Regions from separate parts of the Homo sapiens genome. Here region 2 is linked to region 1. A link is an interaction called in ENCODE POLR2A ChIA-PET data of the cell type or tissue named here. Cell type or tissue: PC-3. All regions are shown on one strand. Region 1 overlaps DNAH7 (dynein axonemal heavy chain 7). Region 2 overlaps DNAH7 (dynein axonemal heavy chain 7).

Region 1 (8,000 bases):
ATTTTGTTCCTCCTTCTGGTGATGTAAGTATGCCCTTCAAAAAAACTAAAAGCAGTAAGACATGAAATTATTTTGGTAGTGATGATATTTTTTAAATGGTGATTTTGCTGCAGGCCTTGTTTTTTTGTTACCCTTGTCTGTGCTTTCTTCAGTCATATAGGGATAAAACAAAGCTCACGCTATAGGTGGAGTTAGGGGTTTCCTGTTCACTGTAATGTAAGAAGTATCAGAAACGTGTCTCACGCTTTTTCAGTGACCTGAAGTTCTGTCATCATAAACTCAGTCCTTTGGCTAAAAAGACATTGTCCCCAATTAAAATGAAAATACATAAGAGATGGTATTAGCAAAATATTATTAGCAGTAGTAGTTAATATTTATAATTATTTGGAAGTCAGTTGCAAGTAATTATCTCACTAGAGCATCAAATTAACATTGGTATTATTATTTTATCCCTTTTACAAATGAGAAAGCAGGTTCATTACAGTAGAATAATTTGCCCAAGGCCACACAGGTAAGAAGGTGGCAGCGAGTCACAGACCCACCTGCAGCACAAGACCAAGATTCCCTTCTGCTCTTCTCCAGTCCTGTCCACTGCCTTCTGATGATCACAGTGGATTTCTAGAGATTGCTAAGACAATCAAGTTGGTTCTCATGTTATTCCCAGAAGTCAAAGGGCATATATTGAAAGTTAAACACAAGCAACAGAAACACATACTGTAACCCCCCAACCCTAACCTCATCTTCCACTAGGATTAATGCTAGCCAAGGGCAGATGTTGGTATAGATAAAGGGAAAAATCACTCCCAAAGCCTAGGTCACTGTTGGGTACAGCAAGTCAACATGGGAGCTGGGGTAACAAGATCTCCAATGATGAATTGCCAAGTGAGAAAAAAGCAAGATGAAGTAAGGTGTTTGCAAAGTGACCCAAATCATAAAGCCATCCATGACCAAACCCCCTTTGCCATGTGTGTGTGTGGATGTTTGTATATGATTCTATGAGCATCAAGGAAGGTATGAAATTTTAATAGACGTCCATTTAAATAAAATATAAAATATGTGTGTATGCATAAAAAGAAGTATAATGTTAATGGTGATTATCAGAATAATAGAATTTTAAATAATTTTTACTTTTTTGAATTGGGTGAATTTTTTACAGTAAGAGTAAACAGAATAATCAGAGTAAATCAGAAAAAAAATATTTTTATTGTGATAAGAATAATCATCAGCAAAATATGACACAAAGATTTCTCTGTAGGTAATTTCTAAATGAAGTTACCAGGATTCCCCTCCCCCCCATTAAAAAACCCATTCCAATTGAAAGGTACATTTTCTTTTTCTCTGTAAATACATTCTTTTTTTTTCCTCTTTTCTTTTTTTTTGAGATGGAGTTTCACTCTTCTCGCCCAGGCTGGAGTGTAATGGTGCAATCTCAGCTCACCGCAACTTCTGTCTCCTGGGTTCAAGTGATTCTCCTGTCTCAGCCTCCTGAGTAGCTGGGATCACAGGTGTGTGCCACCACACCCGACTAATTTTGTATTTTTAGGAGAGACGGGGTTTCTCCATGTTGGTCAGGCTGGTCTCAAACTCCCGACCTCAGGTAATCCACCCGCCTCGGCCTCCCAAAGTGCTGGGATTACAGGCGTGAGCCACCGCGCCTAGCTGTTCATATTTTTTTTTAAACTTTGGCCCAGGCTGAAAGAAAGTGAAAGCACTCAATGTCCAGTGTCACAGGCCTATCCAGTCAATAACTTGAGTATTGAAAACTGCCTCTTTTCTGTGAAAAGTTCTAGAAAGTAATTGATTTCTAACCTCCTGACTTCTTGTTATTCATCTCTGCAGCACAAAAGCTACATCGAATACACAAAGACTCTGCCACTGACCCCAGCACCAGAAATCTTTGGGATGAATGCCAATGCAGATATCACTAAGGATCAGTCAGAAACTCAGCTGCTATTTGATAACATTCTTCTTACACAGGTGTGTGATCTGTATAGGACCTGGATTCTGAGGCCTGGGAAGGATGCTCCCCAGGCACGTGTGCCAGCACTGAACAGGCTTCCTTACACAATTCTGTTCAAGTGGAGAAACATTTAAAGGAAAAGACAAAAATACATACATAACTTAAATAAGGATTTGAACACTAAGTACCTGAACGTGTGTTTTTTTTTTTTTTTCATCTATCTTTTTTTGGGAACCCAGATATATTCTTTAAGTATCATTCTGCTTCTAGGAGTTTCATTTTGCCTTTCTTGCCCTACCTAAATACATCATACATTGTGTCCCTTTTAAATTTCTTTAAAGAGGAAGAAGAATTGCAAAGATACTTGGGAAGCAGTTTGATGAGAGAATTCATCTAAAATTTTACCTATTTTATTTTCCAGTCCCCTAGTATTTCAACAGCTGTTCCAGAACATTTAAACTGATTTACATGGACACAGTTTCATTCACACTCATATTTTTTCAGATTTATATTAGTATAACATTTAAAATATAATTGCAATAGTAAGTACAAAATGAATTTAAAAGTATAGGAGAAGAATTTGTAGATGCAGCTCTCCTGGAGAGTGCATAAGCGCACTGGGGTGTGGGAAAGCAATCTGCAAAGACACCAGAATTTAGCTGCCGTGAGCACAGGTCAGTACATTTTAATGAAGAACATCTGCTAATCTTGCTTGTCTATTAAGAGATAGATTGGGTTTATCACAATTCAGAGGTAAAGAGACCAGAACTACAGAGCTTGGAGAGCAAGTTAATGATGACAAGACTTTGTATTTAACTAATTTATCTTGGAAAAAATAAAAGAGGAAGCTATCTTGTATTGTTATTCCTTTAGAAGATATGCTCAGTTGTTAATTTGATTTGTTTTTGAAAGGAAATTAGTCCAAATGGCAAGAGTTCCCATAATGATTCAATAAAATTTTGATGAATTAAGGAAGAATAATCAGTCAAGCAAATTATCCTATTAACTGAATTGTAACTGATCTTTTTGTGGCATCTCAGAGTAAAAATGGCAACAGTTAATACTTTTGTATAGTGCTTACTCTGTACTAGTGCTGTTCCAAGTGCTATTATGTATAACAATGCAATGCTAATGACAGTCCCTCGAAGTAGAGTCTAACTATTACTATTCCCATTTTACAGTGAGAAAAGTGAGGCACAGAAAGATTAAGCAGTTTGCCCAAAGTCAGCTAGTACGATTTCAAATCAGGACTCAAAACCAAGCGGTCTGGCTCCTACCAGTTTGGCTCCAGAATCTTGTGTTCTAAACCACTGTGCTATATTCTCTTTCCAGATTCTGAAAGGCAGATAGCCAGAGATTCTTAAAAAGCTAAAAATTAGAAGGATAATGTGGACTATTCATTAGTAATAGCATAATGGAATAATGGAAGAGTCCATGGAACTCCTATCTCTGGTCTACTCTACTATGACATTTTCTAATAAGGGAAAAGGAACAAAGACTATTTTTACATCCATTTTAGATATTGATAGCACTAAAATCAGTTATTGCCTGGGCATAAAAGTATATGTGCAAACATGAATGAGTAGCTCTTTAGGAGCATTAGATTGCATGTAATACACAACAGTCTGACAACAGGACATTAACAGTGTCTTTTGGCTTTACTTAAACTTGACGGGGTGTGCCACATTACAGAATACGTAAAACAGTGGGGTCATTCCAACAGAAAATGACTCTGAACCAGACAAATAAGTTTAAATACACAAGGGGTATCTTTTCAGTAAATAATTAAACAGCCTCTTTCAATCCTCAAACTCAGGTTGGCGAATACAATTATAGTTATGGGTGAGCAGTAGTTCAGTGATTCTAGATTGGGTTTATCACAATTCAGAGGTAAAGAGACCAGAACTGCAGAGCTTGGAGAGCAAGTTAATGATGACAAGACTTTTTGTATTTAACTAATTTATCTTGGAAAAAATAAAAGAGGAAGCTATCAGAGCTAAGAAGTTTGCTTGTGCAGAGCTCCTTTGCTTGTGGTTAACTGCCACACACTATTTAGAATAGAAAAATTGTTTCAACTTAGAATATTATAAAACTAGATAATAGTCTAGGATCTCTGAAAAGGTTAAACTTTCTGATGTCTCTGAAAATGAATTCCACTTATCTTTAAGAGGAAAATAACCCTTAGAAGATTCCAGATGCTATTTGTGATAACTCTAAAGAAAGATAGTAAAGAAGAAAAAGCTAAGATAAATAATTATAAATAAATAGGACCCAATTGCTCTTAATTATCAGTATCAGTTGGATATTACTTTCAAAAACCTATCACCGTAATCATGTGATCTTTGTGTGTGAGAAATAGGTAAGGGGAATGTTTGCGTTATTAAATTTTTTTTTTTTTACGTTTTTTGAAGAACCATAGACCTGGATTTGTTTTTTTTTTTTGCAGAGGCACAGCTCTTGTTAGAATATGGGAATATTTTAATGAGTTTTTGCTGCCTTTTATGCACACCAAAATACTACTGGAAATCAGCATAGATTCTTTAAATATAATGGAATTAGATATTTCATTAGTTTTAGCCAAATACTTTTCGTTCTCTATGATTTGTTTTTTATATTTTGTTGTAAACCCGGTACTATGGAATCATAATAAAGGATTATTATACGAGCATATCTCTTTTTTAATAGCCCATAATTAAAATGTACCAACATTTAATTATTTTATTGTGTAACTGTATAGGATATTATGGTGGTATGTGGTAAGTAGTGTTAAAATCACAGTAGAGGCCGGGCACGGTGGCTCATGCCTATAATCCCAGCACTTTGGGAGGCCGAGGCAGGCGGATCACCTGAGGCCAGGAGTTTGAGACCAGCCTGGCCAACATGGTGAAACACTGTCTCTACTAAAAATACAAAAATTAGCCAGGCGTGGTAGCAGTCCCCTATAATCCCAGCTATTTGGGAGACCGAGGCAGGAGAAGTGCTTGAACCCGGGAGGCAGAGGTTGCAGCGAACGGAAATCGTGCCACGGCACTCCAGCCTGGGCAACAGAGTGAGACTACATCTCAAAAAAAAAAAAAAAAAGTCACAGTAGAAACTTAGGTAAAAATAATTAATATTAAAAAACAATAAAAAAGTTAATATTTTCAGAATCAATTTTGAGCATGTTAATATTTATAGTACAGAAACCAGGAAACAAAATCTAAAAGAAGACTAAACACAGTTTCCTTTGACTGGTAAAACATGAGATGTATTTATTTATGTTCTAATAGTACTTGTTTTCTTTCAACACATACCCCATATTCATTTGTTCTGAGGATTTAATTTTTTTTTCAGAAAATATAGATTCATTTACACAATGCCACCATAAATATAAAAAACAAAAATGGAATTGAAATTCTCCTTCCTTGCTTCCAACGTGAATCACTAAAGTCTGTCTTTCGTCCATAACTCTTCCAGCTGCTTAGAGGAGATGAGCTTATTTTCTTTCTCTCCTGGTTCAAGGAGAAAACTATATCTCTGCTTTTGGCAACCAGTAGACACCAGAGTTATTGGCAAATATATTTTGTGGCATGCTTTCTCAAAGCAAGATGAGATTTCCCCCATCTGGGTTTTAATGCCCGCCATCGCTTGGCCACTCCACCAGTGCAATGCTTTTTCTTCCACTATCTGCAGCATCTGCAACTCCCCCTGTACCCTGGCAGCCAAGCATACAGCTTATTTGCTTTCTCCAGATCCTCTTTTGCCTCTGAACACATTACATGCCCTTATTCCTCCTCTCTAACAATAGTTTTCCCTTGAAAATCCATCCTCCTGCCTGTTACCATCACTTTAATAAATCTTGTGTGGAGATGGATCATGGATAAAATAGAGAGCAATGTTCTTTCTTATAAAGATTTACCTTAGGATTTTTCCTATTCAGCTATTGTTAGACCTTTATGAGGATTTTTGAGTTATAGTTTGGATTCTTCATAGTCTCGTTCAGCAGGTGCTGGTGCAAAATCATCAGATGAAGTAGTGAATGAGGTCGCTAGTGACATCTTGGGCAAACTTCCAAACAACTTCGACATCGAGGCTGCCATGAGGAGGTACCCAACAACTTATACTCAGAGCATGAACACTGTACTTGTCCAAGAGATGGGACGGTTCAATAAGTTACTGAAGACCATAAGAGATTCGTGCGTAAATATTCAAAAAGCAATCAAGGTAAGGTGAAAAACACCAAAAAAAACCCCCATTAAATTATATATAGCATTCATTTATTTAGCAAATACTTGTTTAGCACAAATACTGTATAAGCACTGTTTTGGGTTCTGGGGATAAATAAGATTAGAAAATAATTCTTGCCCTTGAGGAGCTTATAGAATTCTGGGAGTGAGAGTTAATAAACAGGGAAATAAGTATAGAGGATGTTAGATAGGGATAGGACCCTGGATTGGATATATGCTAAGGAGACACAGTGTGGTAAGGAATGAGCCCTTGCCTTCATAAAGCACATTTTTTCATTTATTATTATTATTTTTTTAGAGATGGGGTCTCACTCTGTCACCCAGACTGGAGTATAGTCATGTGATTACCGCTCACTGCTGCCATGAACCCCTGGGCTCAAGGGATTCCTTTGCCTAACCTTCCTGAGTAGCTTAGATTAGAGGTGTGAGCCACCAAGCCTGGCTATTTTATTCTATTTTATTTTATTTTATTTTTATTTTTTTAGAGATGGGGTCTCGCCATCCTGCTCAGGCTGGTTTTGAACTGGGCTCAAGTGATACTCCCGCCTTGGCCTCCCAAAGTGCAGGGACTATAGGTGTGAGCCACCAACTCCTGGCCCAGGCTCACATTTTAGTGAGGGAGGCAAACTGAGAAATAAACTGGCCAAGTGTGGTGGCTCATGCCTGTAATCCTAGCACTTTGGGAGGCCAAGGTGGGAGGACTGCTTGAGTTTGAGAACTTCCTTGGCAACACAGCAAGACCTTGTCTCTTCTGAAAAAAAAAAAAAAAATGCTGGGCATTGTGGTGTATGCTACTCAGGAGGCTGAGACAGGAGGATCACTGGAGACTGGGAGGTTAAGGCTGCAGTAAGCTACGATCCTACCCAGCCCAGGCAACAGAGTGAGACCCTGTGTCAAACTAAAAATAAACAAATACATACAAATTTTGGTAAGTGATAAGTTTTATGGAGAAAAATTAAACAAGATTAGGGAGTAGAGAATTATGGGTGAGAAGCTCTCTTAGGTTGGGTCAGGTCCCTCTGAGGAATGACTCTTGGAGAGAGACCTAAATTACGTTGAGGGGCAATCCATGGAACGTTTCAGGGAAGAGTATTTCAGGCAGAGGGTATAACACAAGTGTAAAGCCAAGAGAAAACAAGCTGGGCCTGGTCCAGGAACACAAGTAGAAAGGCTGATTGGCTAGAGTGGAGTGAGCATGAGACAGACCCTAATACTAGAGAGAAGACGCCAGAGGCTGGATCGTGATGGTGTTAGCCATAGTTAGGGTCTTAAATTTTGTTTTATTTGATTTTAAAGTATAAATATAAAGAGAAGGCTTCAGAGGGTTTTAAGCACTGAAGTGAAATGACCCATTCTACATTTTTAAAAGTTTACTCTAACCACTGCTGAAAGGATTATGGGGAAACAGCAGTACAGACAGAGACCAATGATATGATTGAGAAATCCAGCTGAACTGGTCTCTTGTTCAGCAACTCCCTCTGCATTGGAGGCAGAGGGAGGTGGCTGCTTATGAGTTATTACTGAAAGAGGAGTCTACTATGCTGGCTGAAGATTGATGTGTGTGTGAGCAAGAGAGTAGTTAATGATAACTCCTAAATGTTTGGCCTAAGCAAGTGGAAAGTCTGGGCAAGGAACAGATTTGATGTAGAAAATCAAGAATTATATTTTGGTCATATTAATTTTGAAATGCCTGGTAGACTCAATGGGGAGGTCGAGTTGTTAGATACCTCCTTTAGAGTTCAAGAGGGAAGTCAAGGCTGGTGATAAATTTCAGAGTCTGTATCACGTTGATTATATTTGAAAATAAAATGTAT
Region 2 (8,000 bases), 66 kb before region 1:
CCAATAAATTATCCTGACATATGGATTTCTTTAGCATTCATTTACTAAATTGTTCTACAAGAATTTGAGGTATGTGCAGTATGATTATAGTATAAAACAAGATAAAATCTGATGAGACCACCTAGGGTAAGTTAAAGGAGTAGTTACTGTTAGAATTTGAGACAAGCTAATTCCTATAGCTGGGCCCTGAATTAAGTTTGACGCTTTCTGATAACTAAGACAAAAATAAAAAGTTGTATCACATAGTTTTTGTTTTTTAACCAAGTAAACTGTAGTTAAAGAGACCAACTTTTTCAGGAGCTAAAGTTAAATTTAATTATTTTATTTATTTAGAGAAAAAATCACTAAGCTTTACTTTGGGGAACTAAAATACTGGGTACTCTGATCCAATAATCTAAATTAATCCAAGGAGAAAATAGATAATCTAAAATCAATGATAAATATGTGCATTAGCTGGCTGCTAAAATAAAGATTTTAGCAGATTTTTAAGCGCCTTTTACAAAGCACAGAAGGGCAGCTCGTTGTTGAATTACTTAACATGTGGCATGCAGGCAGTGTGTGTTGATGTTTAGTGTTAGAATATACCTTACAGATTGACACAGGTGGGAGATCTCTGAAATTTTGGAAGTCTAACTTTTACTTTCACTTTTGTCTAGCTGGACCAATTAACTACAGCATGAAAATAGTCAAATATTTGCTGCTTTTGTTATTGTTTTTATCTCAGAAAAGAGCTTTGGCTCTTCTCAAGCTCTTGTGAACGTAGCTGGTCATGTCCTACATATTAGTAGTTACTGAAGTGGTAGTCATTGTCTTGATTTGCAATTTATATATCATGGTTCTGCCTAGCAGGACATCTATAACCACTGTATCCACCATCAGAGGCCAAATTGCATCTTGTTTTCTAGCAAATAAACATACCCTTATTTTGGGGTCTAGTCATATTTCAAAAATAATAGAACTGTTGATGGATATATCTGCATATAAGATTCTAAACCATTCAGTGATTATTTTTCAAGACAGCACACTCACATTTTGGGAGGGATGGAGACAGAAAATTATGTTAATGAGTCATAACCCCTACATCTTTACTATTCATTTGTAGAAATGTTGAAATATTAGCAGAAAGTTGTGGTAGCAACTATACTAAGAAGAAAATATTAACAATTTTCATTCTTGGCTTCTTTTCCCAATATATTTTGGTAATCTTATACTGAAAGCTTTCAGTAAATATGTTTAAAGTGATCACTTTGAAGTATCAGCTAAGTATCTTCTTTACCTGTGCAGTGCCCTCTTCCATTCCCCAGAAACTCTTGCTTGACAACGATAGTATCTAATATTGAGCACTCACAGAGGACCTAATCCTGTGCTAAGTGCTTTTCACATATTATCTTAGCTGAGTGAGGAGACGATTATTTAGGAAAACTGGAAGAATCTATAAAATTTGGGCAAGTTAGAATATAATTAACTTTTGGGGCTGTTGACTCCTAAAGGTCCCTGGCTAATTAGAATTTCAAAGATTAGTGATAACATTAAATGTAATTAGATTGTATCTGAACATTTCACGGGTAAAGGATTAGGATTATTTAACAGCTTGGTAAGTAGATCAGACCTGTATCTGATATAACTCTGCTTTTTAAAAAAGTAAATTTTCATTTCCATAGAAGAGAGATATATTAGGTTTAATTCAGTAGCAATAATAACTGAGAAGAATAACACCTTTCCTTGTCTGTTTTTATGAATTTATGTGTGTGTAAAAACGAAAATATCAAAACTCTGAAATGTATTGCTGCTTCATATTCAAAATCTGTGGTCTGTGCAACTGCTGTGAACATGTATTTTCACTGTTAGAAGTCCATGTTTTCAAAAAGCCCACAAAAGCACCAAATAACAATCCTCTCTAGACAGTAACAAAAGAATACACACTGTCAAAACTTGGAACATTGAGTGCTATAAAAATTCAATTTCCATTTGGGAACCACTGATTTTAAAGCCTTTGTAGATTCAAGAATGTTTGATGGAGGAAGTAAAAGAGAGAAAGATTATGTGGAGAAAAACATTTTCTTGTTAAAAAAAAAATACAAAATAATAATGGAGAAGAAGTAAGCAAGTAAATGTAGTGCTTGTTCGTTTTGAATTCAGAATTTGTATTCATCCAAAGACTGAAGTTATTTAAATCAGTTTGTTGCATACAGCTTTCCACAATTGTTGGTATATTTGTTAAACTAGTATTTTCTTTTTTATCTACATTGAAGATTATCTCCTTTAAAATTTTATTCATCTAATATGTTATTCTATGGAAGCCCAAATCTTTAAAATTGAATATAAGCTGAAGTCACAAACATCCTGTCTTTGGATAAAAAAGATGTTACATTAAGACTGTTGTCTGGGAAAAATAAGTTTGATATAGTTATTAACTGGATATGGAACAACAAAAGATTTGTTTGTGTATAATTGCACACATCCATATATGGGGAAAGAGGGTTGGGGGTGAGGGGAGAGAGGAGAGAGAGAGACAGAGAGAGAGAAAGAGAAAGAGAGAGAAAATATACAATTGTTCCAGCATAATTTGTTGAAAATATTATCCTTTTTAAAATCGGATTGCCTTTACGTCTTTGTTGAAAATCATTGGTTCACATGCATGTGGGTTTGTTGCTGAGTTCTCTGTTCCATTTACCTATTTGTCTTGATGTAAATACCATATTTCTTTGATTATTGAAGCATATTAAGTCTCAAAGTCAGGTATTATATCTTTCACATTTGTTCTTCTTTTTCAAAATTGTTTTGTCTACTTGTAACTCTACATATAAATTTTAGAATCAATTTTTAAATGACTACACAAAATCTTCCTGGGATTTGTATTGGTACTAATTGAATCTAAGATCAATTTGAGAAGAATTGACAACTTAGTATATATTTCTACTATATGAACACAGTGTATTTCTTTGTGTACTTAGGCCTCCTTTGATTTCTTTCATCAGTGTTTTGTGGTTAGATTTATACCCAGTATTTCTTTTATTTCTGTGTGGTACTTAAAAGATTGTGTTCAACTATTCATTAGGAAAGCAGTTTATTTTTGAATATTGACTTTTTACCCTGTAGCTTTAATAAACTCATTTATTAGTTCTGGGATCTTTTATGTAGATATATTGGAATATTTTATATGTAGACAATCATGCTGTTTGCAATTAGTGACAGTTTAACTTACTACTTTCTAATCTGTATGCCTTTTATTTCTTTTTCTTAGCTTATTGCACTGACAAGGGCTTCTAGTATAATGATGAACAGGGTTGATGAAATCAGACACTGTTGCCTTTTACCTGATCTTAGAGAGAATCAGTTTTTTACTATCACATGTGGTATTAGCTGTAGGTTTTTTTACCTCCTTTGTATCATGTGAAAGAGACTCCCTTCTATTCCTAGTTTGCTGATGGTTTTTAACATTAATGGATGTTAAATTTTGTGAAATGTTTTTTCTGCGTCTATTGAGTTGATCCTACAGTTTTTTTATGTTTAGTCTGTTAAAATGGTAATTGTACCGATTGATTTTTGAATGTTGAACTAGCCTTGCATTTCCAGATTAAACTCTACTTGGTCATAATGTATTCTCTTATTTATATATTTTTGGATTCGATTTGCTAATGTGCTTTGAAGAGTTTTGCATTTATGTTCATGAGGAATATTGATCTGTGTTTTATTTTGTTGTAATGTCTGTATGGTTTTGCTTTCAGAGTAATGCTGGCCTCCTAAAAGGAATTGGGAAGTCTTCTCTCCTATTTTGTGGAAGAGATCATGTAGAATTAGAATTATTTCTTTCTTAAATGTTTCATAGAAATGACCAAAGAAATTATCTGTGCCTGGAATTTTTTTGTCATTGAAAGATTTTATCCATGAATTCAATTTTTGAAATAGTAACAGGTCTATCCAGGTGATCTATTTCTTCCTAAGTGAGTTTTGGCAGTTTCTGTCTTTTCAGAAATTGCTCAGTTTCATCTAAGCTGTTAAATGTATGACCAGAGAGTTGTTTATAGTATTTCCTTAATATTTATTTAATGTCTGTAGGGTCTGTAATGATAATCTCACCTATCACTTCTGATTTGATAATTTGTGTATTCTTTCTATTTTCTTGGTCAATCTGGCTAGAGTTTGATAAATTTTGTTGATCCTATATAGGAACAAGCCTTTGGTTGCATTGTTTTTCTCCATTCTTTTTTTGTTTTCAATAATACTGATTTCTTCCCTAATATTTATTATTTCTTTGCTTCTGTTTGCTTTAGGCATAAATTACTTTTATGTCTCTGGTTTCCTAAGGTGGAAGGTTATTGATTCTAGATTTCTCCTTTCTAATCCATGGACTTAATGCTATATGTTTCACATTAAGTATTGCTTTAGCTACATAGCACAAATTTTGATGTTTTATTTTAATTTTAATTTCCTTTAAAGAATTTTCTAATTTTTTTTGAAATTTCCTCTTTGATTCATGGATTTTTCAGAAATATATTTTTTTAATTTCCAAATACTTGGAGACTTTTAGGGTATTTTTTTGTTACTGTTTTTAATTTCAAATTTATTTGTTATTTTCAGACTATCATTGTATGATTCCAGTTGTTTAAAATTTTTTAAGGTTTGTTTTATAGCATAAAACTTGTCTATATTTTTAATGTTCCATGTGCACTTGGAAAAAATATCCTGCTATTATTGAGTGAATGGCATTTTGAAAGTTGGTTAGGTTGAATTGCTTGATACTGTTGTTCATGGCTTCAATATCCTTGCTAGTTTTCTGTCTACTTGTTCTCTCTTCAGTCTTATCAGTTTTAGCTTTATTTATTTTGGAGCTCTGTTGTTAGAGGCATACACATTAAAGACTATTATGTCTTCTTGATGAATTGACCCTTTTGTTGTTGCATATGTCCCCCTTTATCCTTGATGGTTTTCTTGTTCTGAAGTCTATTTTTTCTAATATACTATCGCCAGTACAGCTTTATTTTGTTTAGTGTTTTCATGGTATATCTTTTACCATCATTTTACTTTTAATATAACTATATTATTATATTTAAAGTGGGTATCTTGTAGACAGCTGACAGTTGGATCGTATAGTTTTATCCAATCTGATAGTGTCTCTCCTTGTTGATCAAATTGGACTATATATATTCATCTATCTTCAGCTTCACTGACTCTTCTGTTATCTCTGTTCTGCTACTGAGTCCATACTATGGGACTTTTAATTTCAGATATTATGTTTTTCAGTTCTAAAATTTCCATTTGGTGCTCATTATCCTTTCTGTTTTTTTTTCTCCTGAGAATGTCTCTATTTATTTCAAAAATGTTCACCTTTGTCTCATGGAGGATGGTTATAATATCTGCTTTAAAGTTTTTTCTGGTAATTTCAAATCTGTCTATTTCTTTGAGAATTAATCACATCCTTATTCTTTGTGTGTTGAGTAATTTTGGATTGCATCCTGGAAATTTTGAATATGAGACTCTAGGTCCTGTCAAAATCCTCTGGATAAGATTGATTTTTTGGTTTAGCAGTCAAATAACTCAGTTAAGTTTAGATCACAATTCTTAGTTCTCCTTCTGTGGGTGATGTTGCAATGTCAGTTCAGATTTGTAAGCCTTCACTATACTGTTTGAATCTACTCCTCGGCATTCATTACTCAGGAGTTAAATGGACTAGGATTTATGATATTGTTTAAAGCCTCTGATATGCTTCTTTAGAAGTGTTCCATGCATGCACAGCTTCAGGTCTTTTCAGAATTTATCCTACCCCTGCCCCACTTTCCATATCCCAGGGGCACCTTTTTTATACTTTTTTAATGGCCAAAATGATGAAGTTCTTTCAGAGTTTTCTCTTCCCTTGCTATTGCACAATTTCATGCCAACACTGGGGGCAAAGTGGTAAGAAAAAAGAAAAATACTTGGATTTCCCTTACATTCTGTGTACAACAGGGGCCTCTTTTTTTACTTCTGTCCAGAGAGACAGGTTTTTGCTCAGTGTTTTGGGTAACTGCACCACTGCTTTTTCTGTCATGATAATACAGTTCTGTGAGTGGGGTTAACCTTGGGGTAGAGATAAAGGAGAATAAAGTAAAAAAAAAGCAAAACATGAAATAAAACATGGATTTATGCCCATGCTCTCTGGCTCACATATGGTCATTTTTTCAGTTACTTATTTTGAGTTATTGCTACCTGTGCCTGCTGCATGGTTCCCCCACTAAGCCAGAAAATAGAAAGAAAGAAGAAACTTAGAAAACTCACTACCCCATTACTGATAATTCCTCAAGTTAGGATTTTTCTCCCATTCACTTGTTATTATTTACTTTTTAGAATCTGTAAGTAGTTGTTTTTTGTATTTTGTTCAACATTTTTAGATGTAATCAGTGAAAGAGATAGGCTGTAAAAAGCCCAGCCCATCTTGGTTAGAATCAGAAGTCCTTTCCTCTGGTTTTGAAATGCTGCTTATTGGACAAGTATTTTCTGTGCAGGGATAATCTCTTAGAGAATTTCAAGCTTTAGAATTATTTAATTTGTATGGTGTTTGCCCCATGACTTTACTGTTTCAATATCAGTAGATTGTCACATGCAACCTTTATTTGATCTAGGAAAAAAAGAATAAAGAATGAGCATGGACCCTTCCTTTAAAGGAATAAACAATTTAGTTGGATGATGCGGCTAAGGAATTATAGAATTACCATAATAGAATATTACCATTACATGCAAATACCATAAATATAACATGGATGAATTGCTAAAGAAGTTCAGAGAGAAAAGAGATGGAGAGAGGCTTTGTGGACTATATAGCTTTTGAGCTGATGTTCAAACATGAGTAGGACTTAAATGGGAAAAGATGGGAGAGAAGTGCATTTTGGACAAATAAACAGGATGAACATAGGTATTGTGGCTAAAAAATGTGGAAGTGATACAAGAGTGAGTAATTCAATTTATTTAGGAAAGCATAAATGCTGTTTAACATTCACACATAATCCTCCAAACTTAAAAATATATTTCTAAAATGTGACATAATGAAAACTTTTTATATATTTATATTTTTATTTCTTTCTAATTTCCCTTCTCTCACTCTCTTTAGAGTGATTTTTCATTAGTTAATTGCATCTAAGATGTTACATTACTCTTTTGATGTCTTTTCTTACATAATTAATGTCATAGACTGAATTATGCTGCCCCACCAAATTTTTATGTTGAAGCCATGACTCCCATGTGACCGTATTTGGAGATAGAGCCTTTCTTTTTTTTTTTTTTAAGACAGGGTCTCACTCTGTCACCCAGGCTGGAGTACAGTGACACAATCCCAGCTCACTGCAAACTCAAGTGATCCTCGCACCTCAGTCTCCCAAGTAGCTGGGACTACAAGTGCCTGCCACCATGCCTGCTAATTGTTTTTTGTAGAGATGGGGTTTTGCTATGCTATCCATGCTGGTCTCGAACTCCTGGGCTTAAGTGATCTGTCCACCTCAGCCTCCCAAAGCACTGGGATTAGAAGCGTAAGCCACCATGCTGGCCCTGAACATAGGTCCTTTAAAGAGGTAACTAAGGTTAAATGAGGTCTTAAGGGGGAGCCCTAATCAAATAGTAATGGTGTCCTTGTAAGAAGAGGGAGCAGCACCAGGAACATCTTGCATGGAGCAGAGGCCATATAGGACACAGCAAGAAGGTACTATCTGCAAGTCAAGGAGAGAGGCTCTGCAAAAACCAAACCTGCTGAAACCTTAGTCTTGGACTTTCAGGGTCCAGAACTGTGAGAAAATAAATTCTGTTGTTTAAGCCACTCAGTCAGTGGTATACTGTTATGGCAGCCAGAGTGACACAAGGATAATGCTCACATTGGAGGATAAGAAAACTATTTTCTTTTTTATCTAAGCTACATTTTTGTTTGTTTTTTTGTTTGTTTTGTTTGAGACAGAGTCTTGCTCTGCCGCCAGGCTGGAGTGCTGTGGTGCAATCTCGGCTCACTGCAACCTCTGGCTCCCTGGTTCAAACAATTC

Evidence for each region. ChIA-PET counts read pairs that join two places held together with the same protein. Peaks named below come from ENCODE experiments on the same cell type or tissue, not always from the same donor. Only the 100,000 strongest peaks of a DNase experiment are listed, where the experiment ranks them.
Region 2: POLR2A ChIA-PET joins it to region 1 with 12 read pairs; 2 of 35 experiments call an interaction of 5 or more read pairs at or near these places.

What each region holds. Positions count from the first base shown.
Region 1 is chr2:195,769,823-195,777,822 of GRCh38, reverse strand. DNAH7 (dynein axonemal heavy chain 7) reads left to right here. Exons shown (of 65, transcript NM_018897.3): 59 at 1-23; 60 at 1,840-1,977; 61 at 5,933-6,163. Among named protein-coding and RNA genes, the nearest start is that of SLC39A10, 120 kb to the right of the region's middle. In PC-3, no CTCF peak of the experiment used is centred here; no DNase peak of the experiment used is centred here.
Region 2 is chr2:195,835,754-195,843,753 of GRCh38, reverse strand. The region is part of intron 47 of DNAH7 (dynein axonemal heavy chain 7); the gene reads left to right. Among named protein-coding and RNA genes, the nearest start is that of SLC39A10, 180 kb to the right of the region's middle. In PC-3, no CTCF peak of the experiment used is centred here; no DNase peak of the experiment used is centred here; H3K4me3 peaks cover 561 bases; H3K27ac peaks cover 900 bases.